Linked DNA regions of Homo sapiens: region 1 is linked to region 2. The links are chromatin loops, found by intact Hi-C in ENCODE. Cell type or tissue: ascending aorta. All regions are shown on one strand. Each heading gives the region's core, and the rest is flanking DNA. Links, peaks and the distances in the headings are about the cores only. Region 1 overlaps ELAC2 (elaC ribonuclease Z 2). Region 2 has its middle 100 kb from the start of MIR744.

What was found. Hi-C counts contacts between places; a loop is a spot of excess contacts. Peaks named below come from ENCODE experiments on the same cell type or tissue, not always from the same donor. Only the 100,000 strongest peaks of a DNase experiment are listed, where the experiment ranks them.
Region 1: a loop joins it to region 2, with 9 times the contacts of the local background. A loop is called at or near these places in 68 of 110 quality-filtered maps.

The regions. Positions count from the first base shown.
Region 1 is chr17:12,998,749-13,008,655 of GRCh38, reverse strand. It overlaps ELAC2 (elaC ribonuclease Z 2), which reads left to right. Exons shown (of 24, transcript NM_018127.7): 9 at 2,677-2,735; 10 at 2,831-2,903; 11 at 3,555-3,667; 12 at 5,082-5,177; 13 at 6,077-6,215; 14 at 6,297-6,382; 15 at 8,382-8,500. Among named protein-coding and RNA genes, the nearest start is that of ELAC2, 14 kb to the left of the region's middle. In ascending aorta, for the core only: a CTCF peak has its summit at 5,375 (motif pointing right); a DNase peak (open chromatin) is centred at 5,365.
Region 2 is chr17:12,176,781-12,186,687 of GRCh38, reverse strand. No RefSeq gene overlaps it. Among named protein-coding and RNA genes, the nearest start is that of MIR744, 100 kb to the right of the region's middle. In ascending aorta, for the core only: a CTCF peak has its summit at 5,856 (motif pointing left); a DNase peak (open chromatin) is centred at 5,828; H3K4me3 peaks cover 809 bases; H3K27ac peaks cover 923 bases.

The sequences.
Region 1 (9,907 bases), core at 1,617-9,616, 820 kb before region 2:
TTATTGGCTGCGTTCTGGCTCTCATCAGTCTTCCAGATACTCTGCATTCCTCAGAGAGGAACATATCTCCATGGGTTGAGTTCAGCTCCCAGGGAGATGGGTTTCCCTGCCTTAAGTCGGCAAGTACCTTTTTTTTTCTTTTTTTGAGACAGAGTCTCGCTCTGTCACCAGGCTGGAGTGCAGTGGTGCGATCTTGGCTCACTGCAACCTCTGCCTCCCAGGGTCAAGCAGTTCTCCTGCCTCAGCCTCCCGAGTAGCTGGGACTACAGGAGCGCACCACCATGCCCAGCTAATTTTTGTATTTTTTTAGTAGAGACGGGGTTTCACCATGTTGGCCAGGATGGTCTGGATCTCTTGATTTCCTGATCCGCCTGCCTTGGCCTCCCAAAGTGCTGGGATTACAGGCGTGAGCCATCATGACCAGCCTTTATGTTTCTTTGTTTGTTTTGTTTTTCTGAGATGGAGTCTCGCTCTGTTGCCCAGGCTGGAGTGCAGTGTTGCCATCTCGACTTACTGCAACCTCTGCCTTCCAGGTTCAAGTGATTCCTTGCCTCAGCCTCCCGTGTAGCTGGGATCACAGGTGCCTGCCACCATGCCCGGCTAATTTTTGTATTGTTAGTAGACACAGGGTTTCGCCATGTTGGCCAGGCTAGTCTCGAACTCCTGACCTCAAGTGATCTGCCTTCCTCAGCCTCCTAAAGTGCTGGGGTTACAGGAGTGAACCACCATGCCCAGCCTTCAATTACCTTTTATTTATTTTATTTATTTATTTATTTTTGAGACGGAGTCTTTCTGTGTTGCCCAGGCTGGAGTGCGGTGGCGCAATCTTAGCTCACTGCAACCTCCTCCTCCCAGGCTCAAGTGATTCTCATGCATCAGCTTCCCGAGTAGCTGGGACTTCAGGTGCCCGCCACCACACTTGGCTAATTTTTGTGTTTTTAGTAGAGACGGGGTTTCACCATGTTGGCCAGGCTGGTCTTGAATTTCTGACCTCAAATGATCCTCCTGCTTCAGCCTCCCAAAGTGCTGGGATTACAGGCGTGAGCCACTGCCCCCAACAGCAAGTACCTTTTAAACATTAGAGACATTTAGTTGCCATCCTCAAACCCGTTTGGGTGTGTGGAGAGAATGTTGGGTCGTGACATGGTTGTTAGTTATCTAAAGATGTCAGCCATCAATCATCACTGTGTGATGTGCACACTGAAGCTGTAATCCTTCATCTAGGATGATATTTTTTAAGATGGAAAATTCTACAACCCTGAGAATAAGGATTTCAGATCCAAATTTGAGACTCAGCCCTACGAGTAACTCTTTAACTTCAGAGAGTTAAAAGAAGATGCACAGTTGATGAAGATTTAAAGGAGAAAATGGAAATCAAATGTCATTTAGCACTCAAAGGCCTACATGTCATTTCTGACATTTTTCTGTTTGTGTGAAATTTTTTTTTTCCTATAAAATGATTGTGAAGTTTTCTGGTAGAATTATTGTTTGCCTTTCTAATGTAATAGCATATTAGGGTTTTTTTTTTTTTCTTTTTCTTTTTTTGAGACAGAGTCTCACTCTGTCGCCCAGGCTGGAGTGCAGTGGCACGATCTCGGGTCACTGCAATCTTCCGCCTCCTGGGTTCCTGCCTCAGCCTCCCGAGTAGCTGGGACTACAGGCGCACGTCACCACACCCGGCTAATTTTTTGTATTTTTAGTAGTGACAGGGATTCACCGTCTTAGCCAGGGTGGTCTTGATCTCCTGACCTCATGATCTACCCGCCTCGGCTTCCCAAAGTGCTGGGATTACAGGCATGAGCCGCTGTGCCTGGCTATTAGAGATTTTTTATTATAATTTATCTCCAAGATAAAAGCAGTGACATTATATTGCCACATAATTGAAAAATACAAGAGAAATAAAAATCATCCATGCTTTTGTTAGCCTATCACTGTCATTGAAATATTATGTTACATGGCAGTTTGCTTGCTGGTTGCTCTGTTAGGCAACGCTCTGGTGACATTCCTTTAGCTATTAATTGAGGAATGTAGAATGACAGAACAGTGTTTCTCCTCAATGATACTTGAAGGATATTTATTAACTTTCATATTGAATTACATTTTATTAAATTTATAATGAGTTAATGCTGGGAAATAAAACACTGATTTAAGTCATTTTGGCTTTTAGTACTAAAGCATTTGACAATAAATGACTTCTTCAGAATATGGTATACCTTCTGAAAGCAATAAACGCATTTTAATGAATTGTAAGGAAACAACATCATTTTATTTTTTATTTTTTTTTTTGAGACAGACTTTCGCTTTTGTTGCCTAGGCTGGAGTGCAATGGCGCGATCTCGGCTCACTGCAACATCCGCCTCTGGGTTCAAGCGATTCTCCTGCCTCAGCTTCCTGAGTTGCTGGGATTACAGGCACGTGCCACCACGCCTGGCCAATTTTGTATTTTTAGTAGAGACGGGGTTTCTCCACGTTGGTCAGGCTGGTCTCAAACTCCTGACCTCAGGTGATCTGCCCGCCTCAGCCTCCGAAAGTACTGGAATTACAGGCGTGAGCCACCGTGCCTGGCCAACATTATTATTTTTTTTTAATCTAGAAAAATACACTTCTAAGAAAATTGATTAAAACCAACCTTCTTCATTAGCCCCTAAGATCACATCTATGTTCTCTTTGTTGCAGCTTCACTTAAAGAGAGGAAACTTCTTGGTGCTCAAAGCAAAGGAGATGGGCCTCCCAGTGTGAGTGTGGGGGGTAAGGCTTCTGGGGACTCACTGGGTACACCTGTCCACTTAAGGAAATCACATTTCACAGAGGCCTTGCCTCTTCATTTCAGTGGGACAGCTGCCATCGCTCCCATCATTGCTGCTGTCAAGGACGGGAAAAGCATCACTCATGAAGGAAGAGAGGTGAGATGCCTGGTTTTCTTGATTCAGCAGTTACAGGTAGGGTCTGAAATGCTGGGCAGAGTCTGTCTTCTTCAGGCCCTACAGACACCACTTTTGAAGGACGTGGAACAGTTTGGACATCACTCAGCTAAGTGATAAAATGGCCTCTTTTATCTGTGTTTGTCCCGCATGTCAACACGGCTGCATTCGAGCATTTTTGTAGATTGTCCATTTAGGATCTAGTCACCGTCCTCCTTAAAGGGTGCATGCTTTCCTTGGTACTTGAGCTCAGGACAGTGTCTAACAACAGACCCCATATGGATGGGCCTGGGGTTTATGGTCCAGAGGAATGCCACAGTATTCTATGTCAAGATATTTCCTCTGACTTCTGAGGACATTAGGACCAGTGGCCACAGACTGAAGAAAACCTTAATGCCAAGCCTCCTTTCCTGGCCAGTGTAGGCCTGAAGTGCCTCAACCTGACAGTTACCTGTTTAGGTATCCACAAAGAGACCAGAAGGGTGTTGATGGTGATGTGTAAAGTTGGTTTTGTGCTTTGTTTACCTCTCAGCTCACTGGATAGGATATGTCATGTTAGCAGTTGCCTTGAAGGCAGTTCAGTTTGGTGGCTGAGCTGTGACCCCCAGTGGGCGGGCTTATTTGGTTTTGCAGATTTTGGCTGAAGAGCTGTGTACTCCTCCAGATCCTGGTGCTGCTTTTGTGGTGGTAGAATGTCCAGATGAAAGCTTCATTCAACCCATCTGTGAGAATGCCACCTTTCAGAGGTAATGAGGGGTCTCTAGGGTGGGAGAAGTGAGAGCTGAAACCCAGCCCAGCATCGACATGGGCATCTTGTGGCAAGAGCTGTGTTTCTGGGAAGACCACTATCTGGGTTTACAGTTCAGAGGCCGGCACTCCTGCCTTAAGTCACTGTTGGTAGTTGGTGGGCTCCGGTGTACACAGCCTCAAAGTGAAATTAGAAAAGATTGAAAACTAGAAACAACTGAGGACTAGAAATTCAACTAGAACTCTTACAGCTCTTATACCAGAAGAAATTCTAGAACTTTTTTGAATTCTAACTAATGCCCCAGATTATCATTTGGATTATTTTGAACTGAATTAATTTTCTTCCATTACCTGCATTGAAACAAATGAGGTGGGTCAGAGTGTGTGAGACTGTCGTGGTCAAGAGTCCGTGTTATGGGATGGACTCACAGCTGGGGAATGTCTTTTGGGCTAACTGCCACTCTGTTGTTGTCCTCTATCGAAGTTAACCAGTTTTGCGGTTCAGCTTTCATTCCAGATGGAATCATCTTTGACCCACCTATCTGAGTTTGAATCTTTTCCCCCACTCTTAATGGTTTACCTGTATTTTTCCTGTTCCTAGTTTGTATCTATCTGTATTTTTTCACTTGTTTTTTTCTACTTACCACAACAAATCCTTTTGGGCTGCTGTACCCCTTCCGAGTCAGAGCGTTAGGAGTTGTTTCATGGTCTGCTTTATTCTCTGTGGGTGAATTTGGATGCGCTGGTAGCCCCGGCTTTGTATTTTAATCCAGTTTTGGGCAGCAAAACCTCTTCAATGAATCAGGTGTCATTTGAGAGCCATGTGTGGATGTGTGATGATGCTGGGATAGATAAAAATAGCTACTGTGTATATTTCTTTTTAAAGGGAACTGGAGGGAAACACATCAGCATGTTAGTAAGTGGTCTGTTGTCCAGGTGGTGAAATTTCAGATGATTTTCATTTCTCGTGCCTGTGTCTCAGGTCCTCTGGAAGGCAGACACCAGGGTGGCATTGGAGGTGCAGGAGGTTTATTCGAGGAAATTTGACTGTGAGAGAGGAAGGAGAGAGGGAGCAGGAGGAGGCAGGGAGAGCCTGGGTCTGGCTTTGCAGGTTGGACCCGTATGAGTGGAGAGGGTAGGAAGGAAGTGCAGTGCTGAGAAAGGATCAGCCAGGCCTACTGGAAAGCCCAGAGCAGAGCTTGCCAGATACAGGAATCCCACGTCCATTGGAAATGGCCCAGCACCGGGGTCTGCCGTGAGCAGCCTGCTGTGAGAGCATGGCCTGGGCGTGGAGGCTGTCAGCTCACTGCAGTGCTGCAGAGGGCCGCACGATACCCCTCCCTGGCTGCGTGGTCCCTGTCTTGGTGTGTCCTGAGTCTGCATCACTTTGTAAAGCCCCACTCTTCTGCCCAGGTACCAAGGAAAGGCAGATGCCCCCGTGGCCTTGGTGGTTCACATGGCCCCAGCATCTGTGCTTGTGGACAGCAGGTACCAGCAGTGGATGGAGAGGTATGGAGCCCAGCCCAGCGGCACTTGGGGTAACTCTTCTGGGCAGTGGTGGATTCCCCTTTCCTCCCCTCGTGCTCTTTCCAGCGCTACCTACCCTTCTGCACCTGCCTAAACTTTCTGTGGGATTCCTGCCTTCCCAGAATTCTAGGCTTCCCAGATCTGTGCTACACTCGTGAAGAAAATGCACCGCTAGGTGGCGCAGTGTCCACACGATTCCATTTATTTTACACCCTCCACACTCTTCAGGGTGTCTGAACAAATACTGCCGTTTGGTTGAGGATTCCATAAGTGAATTCCAAAGAAGAGATTGCAGCTATAAAATGATAGCTTCCATTTACTGAATGCCCACTTTGTGGGAGGCAGTGTGTGAAATACCCTTCATTTCACTTCATTTCCTCTAGGGTCGTCGCCAGCAGCCCTGGGAGGTAGATGTTTAGTCACTGGAAGGCATCTTTTTCCTCGGGGCATCGCTGGCCAGGGCCAGGTGGAGGAGTATGAGTTGAGCTCGGGTGCGGGGTGACCTTGGGCTGCTTTTTGGCCCCTGCCCGTATCTCCCCACATGGCCCGTTTACCTGCCCCTCACTCCATGGCCTGCTCTCCTGCTGTCTCTTTCATTCCTCAGGGTTTGGGTCCCCTATTTGTATGCCCTGGACATCTTCTTTTTCTTGTTTTTCCTCTCACTCTTCCCAGCACACCTGAAAGGCAGCTGAGCTAGGGAACACCGGGCTTTGAGACAGCAGGAGTGGGACCATGTTTGGCCATGTAGTAACACTGCTTGGGGCAAGTCACTGAACTGTTTGAACACCTCATCCTCATTACCACTCCTGAGCTCAGCACCACTCCTCAGGGGGAGCTGCCTCCTAACAGACGCTGCAAATGCCGGGTCTGTTTCTTCACAGGTTTGGGCCTGACACCCAGCACTTGGTCCTGAATGAGAACTGTGCCTCAGTTCACAACCTTCGCAGCCACAAGATTCAAACCCAGCTCAACCTCATCCACCCGGACATCTTCCCCCTGCTCACCAGTTTCCGCTGTAAGGTAGTGTCTCAGACCGGCCCCTTGTCGGCCCAGCTCTCGTCCCCTCTCTTTCTCTCCATGAATGTGTTTTGTCTCTTTCAGAAGGAGGGCCCCACCCTCAGTGTGCCCATGGTTCAGGGTGAATGCCTCCTCAAGTACCAGCTCCGTCCCAGGAGGGAGTGGCAGAGGTCTGTGCCATCTTGAACTAATGGAATCGTCTCAGTCGAGTTGGGAAACATTTCTGTAAATAGCCACATAGTAAATGTTCCAGGAGGCTCTCCAGACCATATGGTCTCTGTTGTAACTATTCAACTCCGCTTTGAGCACAAAAGAAACACGGACAATAAGCTAATGAATGGGCTTGGCTGTGTGCCAGCGTGAATTTATTTAGAAAAGCAGCCTACTCCAGGCTGGGTTGAGGTGGGCGGATTGGGGCCAGTAGTTCTCCTTTTCCAAAATTGCCTTGCATGGGAATAGCAGTGATAGAGCTCGTGTGTTTCACAGTATAGAAAATAGGAAATGTGTGATGAACAAAGTCACCCATAATCCTGTTGCCCAGAGATAATGATTGATAACATTTTGTGTTTCTTGATTTGTGTATGTGGGTTTATATTGTCAGTCTTTTCCTGTATCACTAAACAGTCTTAAGTAACAAGATTTTTATTGGTATTCCAAATAGGGATGTTTACTCATTTGGGATGTTTCCAATTTTTTGTTGTTTTTAATGAATGAAACAATAAATGTCTTATATATAAATCTTTGATGGGAACTCTGTTCCCTTCAAGTCATTCCTAAATGTGGGATTACTGGCCCAGAGTGTGAGACTTGTTAAGGTACTTGATAAATGTAAGATGCCATCTTGAAAGCCTCTTCCAGTACAATCCAACCAGGAAAGTGAACAGCCTTACTGCCCCACATCTTTATTTTAATTAATTAATTTATTTATTTTATTTATTTATTTATTTTTTTGAGACGGAGTTTCACTCTTGTTGCCCAGGCTGGAGTGCAATGGCGTGATCTCAGCTCACTGCAACCTCCGCCTCCCGGGTTCAAGCATTTCTCCTGCCCCAGCCTCCCGAATAGCTGGAATTACAGGCGCCTGCTACCACGCCCGGCTAATTTTTTGTAATTTTAGCAGAGACGGGTTTCACCATGTTGGCAGGCTGGTCTCGAACTCCTGACCTCAGGTGATCCACCCACCTCAGCCTCCCAAAGTGTTGGGATTACAGGCGTGAGCCGTGCCCGGCCTGTTTTAATTTTTAAGGATCTGAACCTTGATTTTAAGTTTCCTGCCCACTCCACAGTATTTGTATTAGAATAGAGCATGTGCTGGATTATGACTGGATGCTGTGTGCTGTTGAGGTTGGGTAGTTGGGGCCCTTTAAGAGACTATACTAGCAAGACTCGGGCCCACAGGCAACATCACGGGGTTGAAGAACCTGGTGTCCCTTTGTTGGCATCTGCGCAGGCTCTTAACACACAGCAGCGATACACAGCCCTAGCCGACATTCAGATTTACCTTGTGCTTGTGAAAAATATTGCACAGGGCCTGCCCTAGACCTAGTGAATTAGAATCTTGAGAGTTAGGCTTGGGACTCACAAGCTCCCAGATGATTTTAATGCTCAGCGAGGTTGAAGAGCCGCCTGTCCAAGGAGTTGCCACTCCGTGTGATCTGGGGCTTGCTAGGAAAGTGGGATCTCAGGCCTCACTGCAGAGCTGCCGAACTGGCTTCTGCGTTTTGCCAAGGTTCCTGGGTGTGAACATGAGTTTCAGAGTCACTCCTCTAGGGCCCCTGCTTCTCAGCTCGGACCATTGACCCCTCAGAGGACATTTGGCAACATCTGGAAACGTTCTTGGTTGTCACAGCCTAGGAGGTGGGTAGTGGTGCTGCTAGTGGGTAGAGGTCAGGGGTACTGCACCAGGACAGCAGCACTGGCCACAGAAAAAAACTGTCTTGCCCTGAGCATCAGTAGTTCCCCGTTGACTGGCCCTGAGGCAGAGCGATGCAGCATCCAAAAGGCGGTGGAGCAGACCTGCCCCAGATCCTAGTCACTTAACCTTCAGTGTTGATCTGAAGGAACTTCCTGCAGATTGTCCCCCTGAATTTATTCTGGACATCCCCAATGGGGTCTGCTGAGGCCATATACCCTGTCCGTCACCTGAGATGCTTCTCTCTCTTCCTGCAGGGATGCCATTATTACTTGCAATCCTGAGGAATTCATAGTTGAGGCGCTGCAGCTTCCCAACTTCCAGCAGAGCGTGCAGGAGTACAGGAGGAGTGCGCAGGACGGCCCAGCCCCAGCAGGTGAGTGGGAGCCCACAGAGCAGCCTTTCTTTCCTGGGCTCTGCCCCTGCTGCTGTTTTCCTAGCATTAAGTGGAGTGCTGGTGGGGCGCATTCTAACCTGGCTTTTCAGTCTAATCCAGGGCTTCTCTACTCAGCTCTACATTAGAATTATAGTCATTGGAGGAGGGGGCTTTGGGGAGTTTAAGAATCCCAATTCCTGGCTGGGCGCGGTGGCTCACACCTGTAATCCCAGCACTTCGGGAGGCCGAGGCAGGTGGATCGCGAGGTCGGGAGATCGAGACCATCCTGGCTAACATGATGAAACCCCGTCTCTACTAAAAATACAAAAATTAGCTGGGCGTGGCGGCGGGCGCCTGTAGTCCCAGCTACTCGGGAGACTGAGGCAGGAGAATGGCGAGAACCCGGGAGGCGGAGCTTGCAGTGAGCCAAGGTCGTGCCACTGCGCTCCAGCCTGGACGACAGAGTGAGACTCCGTCTCAAAAAAAAAAATCCCAATTCCTGTGCCCCATCCCACCCAATCAGAGCATTTGGCGATGGCACCCAGGCATTCTTGGCAAGGCACGCACTGAGTGAAACGTTTTAGTGAACACCTGTGGAAAGAGCTCTGAGCAGGGACTTGGCTGGCAGAGATCTAGTCCTGGCTTTGCGGATGCAAATCCATGGAGGATCTTGGCCACGTCACTCAACTGAGGCTGAGGGCCGGGCACAGGCTTTGGAACCATCGGGTCTCCCTGGATTTGAATCCTGACCCTGCCTCTTACCATCTTCACTGGAGACCTGGGCGTCTGAGCCTGTTTCCCCCTTGGGAAGCAGAGCATTTCCTACCTGGTAGGGCTGGGAGGATGCGACCGAAGTGCATGGTCTTGCAGTGAGAGCTGGATGCAAGGCACACACTGTTCTCTTGAAATAAATGACAGTTCCCAGCATAAAGAAATGTCATTTTTTAAATGTAAAAGAATTACAGCAATTCTTTTGAAGAAAGGACTGGAGAATTTATTTGTTCTTCTTAGCCTTTTGGTGACAGATAGCCTGTGGGTCCCACACTGGTGCGAAGTCCTTTGTTTCAGAGCGGTTGCCAGGGGCCTGCCAGTCCCCCTCCTGGGAAGCTGGATAGAACTATGTTGCTTACCCATCTGTCTTAGTCTGTGTTTTGTTATTATAAAAGAATATGTGAGACTGGGTAATTTATCAAGAAAAGAGGTGTATTTAGTTCACGGTTCTGCGGGCTGAGAATTGAAGGTCACGGCCCTAGCTTCCAGTGAAGGCTTCCATGCTGCATCATAACGTGGCAGAGGAGCGCAAGTAGGAAGTGGACGCTTGTGAAGACGGGATAACCTGAGCTGCACTCTGGCTTTATAACAACCCCCCTCTCCTGGGAACAAATCCATTCCCTTGAGAAGTAATGC
Region 2 (9,907 bases), core at 1,313-9,312:
TGTACCCACAAAAATAAAACATAAAAATAAGGCCAGGCACAGTGGCTCACACTTGTATTCCTAGCACTTTGGGAGGCTGAGGTGGGCAGACTGCTTGAGCTCAGGAGTTTGAGACCAGCCTGGGCAACACAGTGAAACCCTGCCTCTACAAAAAAATACAAAAATTAGCCATGTGTGGTGGCACGCACCTGTAGTCCCAGCTTTGGGGGTTGAGGCAGGAGGATCACTTGAGCCTGGGAGGTCAAGGCTGCAGTAAGCCAAGATTGCACCACTGCACTCCAGCCTGGGTGATAAAGTGAGACTCTGTCTCAAATAAAAATAAGAAAAATATCAGACATAAATTAAGTTATATTAATAAGTGTATAATTAGAAAATGGATTAAGCAATTCAATCAAAAGACAGAGATTGCCAGATTAGATTTTTAAAAAACAAGATATAACTATATGATCCAACCACAGGAGACATACTTTAGATTCAAAGATACAAATAGTTTACAAAAGAATGAAAAAATATACACCACGTAATAGCAACCATGAGAGAGCTGGAGTAGCCACATAATAACAGATAAAATAGCCTTTAAAAAAATATGTTACTAGAGATAAAACAAGATATTTTACAATAATGAAAGCATCCATCCAAAAGGAAAATATTACCATTATAAACTTACAATGCACCTAACAGAGCCCCAAAACACACAAATCAACTAGACTCATTAGACATCTATAGAACCCTCCTCCATCCAGCTACAGCAGAATACATGTTCTTCACAAATGCACATAGAACATTATCCAGAATAGACCATATGGTAGCCCATAAAACACGCTTCATTAAATATAAGAAAATTGAAATCATATAAAGCATGTTTTCTGAACACAGTGGAATGAAATTAGACATCAATAACATAAGGAGACAGAAAACGCCTAAGTACACGGAAAATAAACAACACTATTAAATGGCTAATGAGTCAAAGGAGAAACCATGCAAATTAGAAAATAGTTCAGGGTGAATAAAAACAAAAACATGACATATCAAAACTTATGTGACATAACTAAAGCCAGGCTTAAAGGGAAATTGTAACTGTAAATGCCTATATTCATAAAGAAGAAAAATACCAGATCAATAAGCTAAGCCTCCACCTTAAGAAGGAGAAAAAGAAGATCAAACCAAACTCAAAGCAAGCAGATACGAAGATATAATAAATATTAGAGCCCAATCAAATCAAATAAAGACAAAAAACAGCAGAGAAAGATCAATGAGACAAAAGTTCGCCCTTTAGAAGTTCAACAAAATTGACAAACCTTTAACTAGACTGACTTTAAAAAAGGAGAAAAGACTTGAATTAGTAGAGTCAGGAATAAAAGAAACAACATTACCAATGACATTACCAAAATAAAATGGATTATAGGTGAATATTATGAACAATGTATGCCAACAAATTCGATCATTTCAATGAGATAGACAAACTCCTAGAAAGATACAAGCTATAAAAACTGACACAAAAAGAAATGGTAAATACGAGTAGACCTATAACAGGTAAAGAGATAGAATTAGTGATCAAAAAAAGTTCTCAAAAGGAAAAGTTTATGACAAGGTTATTTCACTGCTGAATTCAACCAAATAATTAAAGAATTAATATCAATACAGTTTTATTATCACCCATCTCCTTTGTACTGTTATTGTCAAATATATTATATTTCTATATGTTATAGACCCAAGAATACAAATACAAATACACACACACACACACACACACACACACACACACACAGAGACACTCTTCCAAAAAATAGGAATAGGAAACACTTCCCAATTTATTCAATGAGATCAGTGTTATCCTAATACCAAAACCAGACAAAACATGACAGGAAAAGAAAGCAATCTATCAATGTACCTTATAAATTGCTTACAAAAATCTCCCTCCCAAAAAGTACTATCAAATCAAACCTAGCAATGTATAAAAGTTATTATACACCATGATCAAGTGAGATTTATCCCCACAATGCAAGTTGGCATAGCATCCAAATTCAATTAGGATAATACATCACATTAATAAAACATAGGACAAAAGTACATGATTATCTCCATAGATACATGTGATATTGTGATATAATAAGGAACGTATATTTGGTTTTCATCTCCTGTTCCTAGCACAGAGCTCCTAAAATCCTTGGAATTTCCTTAGTGATAAGAGTAAAAATAAAGCTTTGCTATTTATAATAAGCCCCTTTCAACTATACCTGAATTGATGCTAATCAGGAGACCCTCGGAGGAGCAGAGCTGGTTGCTAGAGGAACCAACCACGTGATTAGAGGGTTGGAACTTTTAGCCCCAACTGTAGCCTCTGGGGAGGGAAGTGGGGGTGAAAATTTGACCTCATCTTCAGTGGCCAATAATTAACCAATCATGCCTATGTCATGAAGCCTCCATATAAACTTTTTTTTTTTTTTTTTTTGAGACAGAGTCTTGCTCTGTCACCCAGGCTGGAGGGCAGTGGCATGATCTTGGACCACTGCAACCTCCGCCTCCCAGGTTGAAGCGATTCTCCTGCCTCAGCCTCCCAAGTAGCTAGGATTAAAGGTGCCCACCACCACATCTGGCTAATTTTTGTATTTTTAGTAGAGACGGGTTTCGCCATGTTGGCCAGGCTGGTCTCAAACTCCTGACCTCAGGTGATCCGCCCGCCTCGGCCTCCCAAAGTGCTGGGATTACAGGCGTGAGCCACGGCACCCAGCCCATGTTTTCCATGGTAGGTGAAATAGGCAAAGATGAATACTTTAAACATAGCTGTGGTAATAGTAACACAAAAGACCAAAGTAATAGTAAGAAAACCTCCATGAGGCCGGGTGCAGTGGCTCACGCCTGTAATCCCAGCACTTTGGGAGGCTGAGGTGGGCAGATCACCTGAGGTCAGGAGTTTGAGACCAGCCTGGCCAACATGGCAAAACCCCGTCTCTACTAAAAATACAAAAATTAGCTGGGCATGGTGGTGCGTGCCTGTAGTCCCAACTACAGGCTGAAGCAAGGAGAATCGCTTGAACCCAGGAGGCGGAGTTCACAGTGAGCCGAGATCCCGCCACTGTACTTCAGCCTGGGCGACAGAGAGAAACTCTGTCTCAAAAAACAAAACAAAACAAAACTTTAAATGATGAGGTTTGGAAAGCTTCCAGGTAAGTGAGCACAGAAAGGTGTGGGAGGGTGGCCTTCATAAAGAGGGCACAGTGGCTCCACACTCCTTCCCACAAACCTCACCCTGTGCATTTCTTCCATTTGTCTGTTCCTGAGTAGGCTTTCTAGTAAACCAGTAAATGTAAGTGAAGCACCCTCCTTAGTTCTGTGACTCATTCTATCAAAATTATTAAACATGAGGAGGGGATTATGGGAACTCTCAATTTCTAGCTCGTTGGTCAGACGTCTGAGTGACAACCTGGGCTTGAGACTGGCATCTGAATTGGGGACAGTCTTGTGGAGGCGATCCCTTAACCTGTGGGGGTCTGTGCTAACTTTGAGTAATCAGTGTCATCATTGAACTGTAGGACACCTGTTGATACCTGGAGCATTGGAGAATGGCTTAGTGTAGGAAAACCTCCACATATTTGGTGTCAGAAACGTGAGTGTAGAAGACACAGTTTTTTCTTTTAACACAGAAAAAGCATACGACAAAATCAAATGCTTTCATGATAAAAATACTAAACAAACTAGGGATAAAGTCAACCTAATAAAGGACATCTAAAAACCCACAGCTCCTGGCCGGGCGTGGTGGCTCATGCCTGTAATCCCAGCACTTTGGGAGGCCAAGTTGGACGGATCTCCTGAGGTCAGGAGTTCAAGACCAGCCTGGCCAACATGGTGAAACCCCGTCTCTACTAAAAAATACCAAAATTGGCCAGGCGTGGTGGCACACACCTGTAATCCCAGCTACTCAGGAGGCTGAGGCAGGGAGAACTGCTTGAACCTGGGAGGCGGAGGTCGCATGAGCCGAGATCACACCACTGCCCTCCAGGGATGTCCACTCTAGCCATTTCTACTTAATATTTTACCAGAAGTTCTAGCCAAGGCAACTAGACAAGAAAAGAAATACAGTCATGGATCACATAGCAACGTTTCAGTCAACAACAGGCCGCATGTATAACAGGCCCATGTCCTGACTCGTAGATGGCCATCTTTTTGCCATGTCCTAACACAGCAGAAGGGGCCAGGGATCTTCCCAAGGTCTCTTTGATAAGGGCACTAATCCCATTATGAGGGCTCCATTCTTATAACCTAATTTCCTATTAAAGCCTCTACCTAGTCATATTATTATGTTGGAGATTAGGATTTTAATATCTGAATTTGGAGGACACACAAACATTCAGACCATAGCAGATGCCATTGCAGGCTTTTGAGCAGGAGGCTGCCTGATACTATTAAGATTTTTTTTTTCTTTTTGAGACAGAGTCTCTTGATGGCTTATTAGAATTCTTTTTGTGTGTGTGACAGGGTCTCACTCTTTTGCCCAGGCTGGAGTACAGTGGGGAGATCTCGGCTCACTGCAACCTCCACCTTCCAGGTTCAAGCGATTCTCCTTGCCTCAGCTTCCCAAGTAGCTGGGATTACAGGCGCCTGCCACCACACCTGACTAATTTTTTTTTTTTTTTTTTTTTGTATTTTTAGTAGAGACAGGGTTTCACTATGTTGGCCAGGCTGGTCTCGAACTCCTGACTTTGTGATCCGCCCACCTCAGCCTCCCAAAGTGCTGGAATTACTACAGGCATGAGCCACCGTGCCCGGCCCTATTAAGATTTTTAACAGCGTCACTCTGCCACTGTGCAGGGAAGACAAGGTTAGATCAGGAGAGACCAGTTAAGAGGCTGTTGCAGTAACCATCGTAAGATGGTGGTGGGAGCGGTGGAGGCAGCAAGAAGTGGGTGGATCCTGGATTCATTCTGAATCGAGAGCCAAATGTTTGATGCTGAATGTAATGTGGAGTAGGAGAGAAAGCAGAGGTTTAGGGAAACACAAAGGTTTTGGCTGAGTAAACGGATAACAGAGTTGCCATTACCTGAAATGGGAAAATCTGTTGCAGGAGCAAGTACCAGAGAAGATAGGAACTTGGCTTTAAATATCGAGAACATGAGATGTCTCATAGGCTTCCAAGTGGAAATGTTGCATAAGAAGTTAGATAAATAAGCTAGAAGTTCAGGGGAGAGATCCAGATTGCCAATATAAATTTGAGAATTTTTCTCTTACAGGTGCCACTGAAAGCTTTGAAATCGAATGTGATCATCAACCGAGTATGTACGTGTGCGTGTGTGTGTGTGTCCTTATTTCAACGTGTAAGTAAGTTTCTTAAAAACAATGCCTGTTTGCCTGTGTTTCATAAGAACTCTATATACAACAAGGCAACAAATGTCATGATATGTATTACCCGTGTCTGTTACCCTGCTACTTGTTAAGCACAGGCCTCAACAAAATAAAAAAGCACAACACAAGTTCATCAGCAGAGAATTTGAGAACGGCAGGATTATTTTAAATTCTACACAGACACACAGCAAACCAAGTCTAGCTGTGCTTGGAAGCTAGTAGGCATTTAACTACACTTGATTTTTATTCAGTAATTTGTCAATGAATTGGGAAAGATGGTCTCTAGCCTTCACACGACCAGTTATTTGTATGACTATGAACAAATCATTTCTCCTCTCTGAACCTTTGTTTCTTTGTATGTAAAAGTAAGCGAGTGGAATTAGATAACCCTTAACTCTCCCTCTCTTAATAGTCAGCAACAAAAATCTTTTCTAAAATAAACCTTTCCTGAAACCTGCTCGTTTTACAGCTGTATGGCTCCCCCAAGTGGCCAATGAGATGAATGTAACTGAAATGAATGCCTTGTGTTTTATGCAGTGGTTATTAATAATTGAGTTCATTTATTGATCGTTCATCACGTGTCAGACACTGTAGTAAGCATTTCGGGTGCATTTTCTCATTAAATTCTCACCAGAACACTATAAGACAGTTACTGTGTGTATATCCTCATCTGTAAGAAATTGAGACATAGGATTCCACATAGCAACAGGAAATGACGATCCGGGATTGAAACCTAGGCAGTCTAAATCCAGAATGTAAACTCTTAACAACTATGCTCTCCAGTATAAGTCACTGTTCAGGGGTAAGAATGGATGAACATCCAAGGCTGGAGAAGCTTTTGGGGTATTGGCCCTTGACTTGGAGAGGTTATGAATGGCTACCTGCCTGTGGAGAGACTTGGCTGGCTGTCTTCTCACTTCCTGACGTCAGAAAGGATTTCAGAAGCCAATCGAGGTCCCCTTGAAAAGCCACTGCTATCCATGCTGTCCAGGCCCCCAGTGCTATAGGAAAGAAGGCAGGCTTCTAAAATCCATCAGGACTGGAAGAAGTATCTTCTACTCAGGCAGTTTCCTTAGATCAACGTCTTCAATAGCACAGTTAGAAACTGAATAGAAATTGACTTGCCTTGCTTTGCTTGTTTGCCTTCAGGTAGTTTAGGGGAGGCTTTTGGTTTTAAGATTTAGTAAAGTCGTATGTTTACTGCGGCACTATTCACAAAGACTTGGAACCAACCCAAATGCCAACAATGATAGACTGGATTAAGAAAATGTGGCACATATACACCATGGAATACTATGCAGCCATAAAAAATGATGAGTTCATGTCCTTTGTAGGGACATGGATGAAGCTGGAAACCATCATTCTCAGCAAACTATCACAAGGACAAAAAAACAAACACCACATGTTCTCACTCATAGGTGGGAATTGAACAATGAGAACACACGGACACAGGAAGGGGAACATCACACACCAGGGACTGTTGTGGGGTGGGGGAGGGGGAGGGATAGCATTAGGAGATATACCTAATGCTAAATGACGAGTTAATGGGTGCAGCACACCAACATGGCACATGTATACATATGTAACAAACCTGCATGTTGTGCACATGTACCCTAAAACTTAAAGTATAATAATAATAAAATTTTAAAAAAAAGATTTAGTTAAGTGACCAAGATAAGCAACTAACAATTAGCTGAGCCTGTGGAATCCAGGTTTTCTGGACCCGTATCCCATTCTTTTTCCTCTTTCACCTGCAATTTTAAAAACAATTTTTAACTTCAGTAAAATTTACCCTTTCCGCTGTACATTTCTATGAGATTTGACAAAGCATAGCCATTTCTTCAACTTTTGACTTCTTTCCCCAATCCACCCACTATAGTTAACTTTTCAGCACCCTCAGGGAGTGTGGCCTCTTGTATTCTGCCTGGAGTTTTTAGTTGTTGTTAATGGGAGAGATAGTTGAGGTGGGCTTACTGCATCTCTGCCAGCCCCGGAGCCCTCTAGATAGTTTTAACATTTTGGAAAGAACAATCTGTTTGTATAGTAGTTGGGCTTAGTATGTAAGGAAGAGAGAACTTTCCTTACTGGCTGGGGAGCAGGTCATGGATTGGTCCATGAAGGGGTCCCAAGGAGAAGGAAACAGGAACCCGAGCCAGGTAGCCCCGGGGCTCAGACGGAACCTTCAGGGATGCTCAGATCTAAGGCCTTCAGCAAAGGTTGCCTGGGCAGTTGAAGGAATTTCACTCTATGCCTCCAGGCCTGAAGTCTGTCCGTTTCTCTTCCTACACGAATGGGCTTTCCTTTCTATGAACATTCTCTACCGTGTAGCTTCTGCTCACAAATGGCTTCTGTTCCCTTGGAATTTGACTTATGTGTGACTTATACATCATGCTTCCCCTCCTCAGGGGCTCCGTAATTCTGTTTTCTTTCAGCCTCAGTTCCCACCGTCACCTGCTTATCTCAATATTTCCCAGTTCAAATTATTGACAAAGAATAAATAATTTGTCCACTCATCGTTTTCCATCAGCCCTGTCATAGCCTCGCCTATGGCTCAATTAATTCTCCATGGTCCAATAAGTTATAACCAGCCGGAGAGGGTAGAAGGTATTGTCACCTGTTACTCTGTGGCGGCCTGAGGTTGTTCCTGTCATCGCCCTATCTAGAATAATTAGAACTGCCAAGGTTCTTCCTCTACTATTTTTGTTGTTGTTGTTGTTCTCTAACAGCTTTTTTCTCATAATTTTTTATTGTGGTAAAATACGCATATCATGAAATTCACATATATTTAAGTGTACAGTTCAGTGATATTAAATACACAGGCGAGGCCGGGTGTGGTGGCTCACTCCTGTAATCCCAGCACTTTGGGAGGCTGAAGTGGGAGGATGGCTTGAGCCCAGGAGTTTGAGACTAGCCTGAGCGACATAGGGAGACTTTATCGCTACAAAAAATTTAAAAATTAGTTAGATGTGGTGGTGTGTGCCCGTAGTCCCAGCTGCTTGGGAAGCTGAAGTGGGAGGATCACTTGAGCCCAGAAGGTCGAGGCTGCAGTGAGCAGTGGTTGCGACAGCGCCACTGCACTCCAGACTGAGCCACAGAGGGACACCTTGTGTATAAACAAACAAACAGGCATACCTCAGAGATATTGTGGGTTTGGTTCCAGACAACCACAATAAAGCCAAGCCAATGTTGCAATAAAGTGAGCCCTACAAATTTTTTGGTTTTCCAGTGCATGTAAAAGTTTTGTTTACAGATTCTGGTTTTTTTTAGACAGTTTCACTCTTGTTGCTCAGGCTGGAGTGCAATGGCGCGATCTTGGCTCACTGCGACCTCCCCCTCCCAGGTTCAAGGGATTCTCCTGCCTCAGCCTCCCAAGTAGTTGGGATTATAGGCGTGCACTACCATGCCAGCTAATTTTGTATTTTTAGCAGAGGCAGGGTTTCACCATGTTGGCCAGGCTGGTCTCAAACTCCTGACCTCAGATGATCCACCCACCTCGGCCTCCTGAAATGCTGGGATTACAGGCCTGAGCCACTGGGCCCAGCCTGTTTACAGATTCTGACGGTGCAATTGTTGTCTAGCTAGGGAGACAGATCCCTGGCGCTTCCTACTCCTTCATCTTCTCAGACTTCTCCTCTCTAGAATCTTTTAAAAATTTTTACTGTGAAATATTTCAGATAAATAAGCATATATAAAAGATACATGTACGGTTTTTCAAATAAAGCAAACATCACTGTACCCACCACCATCTGGCTTAAGAAACAGACTTAGTCAGGCACGGTGGCTCACATCTGTAATCCTAGCACTTTGGAAGGCTGAGGCCTGTGGATTACTTGAGCCCAGGAGTTCAAGGCCAGCCTAGGTAACATGGCAAACCCCATCTCTACTAAAAATACAAAAATTAGCTGGGTGTAGTGGCACACCTGTAGTCCCAGCCACTTGGGAAGCTGAGGTGGGAGCATCGCTTGAGCCTGGGAGGCAGAGGTTGCAGTGAGCTGAGATCGTACCACTGCACTCCAGCCTGGGTGACAGAGTGAGACCCCATCTCAAAAACACAAGCAAACAAAAAACAAGAAACAGACTTAATACTCTAATACTCTCTTAGAGGCAAGTTCCTCTATGCCCCTCTCTTCCTTTCTCTCCAGAGAAAACCAACATCTTGTATTTTGAGTTAATCATTCTTTTGCTTTTTATGAGTTTTAATATCTTTAAATGTATTCCTAAAATATATTTTAGTTTTGCCTGATTTTGAACTTTATATAAGTGGATTCACAGCTATATAGCCTTCTATGACCTGCTTCCTATATTCAATGTTATTTTTTGGAGGTTCATCTATGTTGATGTGTGGAGGGATTTTTTTTTCATTTTTAATTCCTTACAACATTCTGTATGTATATATATGTCTGTATATATGTCTATATATGTATAATTACACATTTGTTAATATTCTATAACATATGTATAATTATACACGTATAGATGCCCAATTATACATCCATTCCACTGTTAGTAGACATTTTAGTATTTCTGGGTTTTGTTTTTATAAGCAATATAGACATTTGTACATACT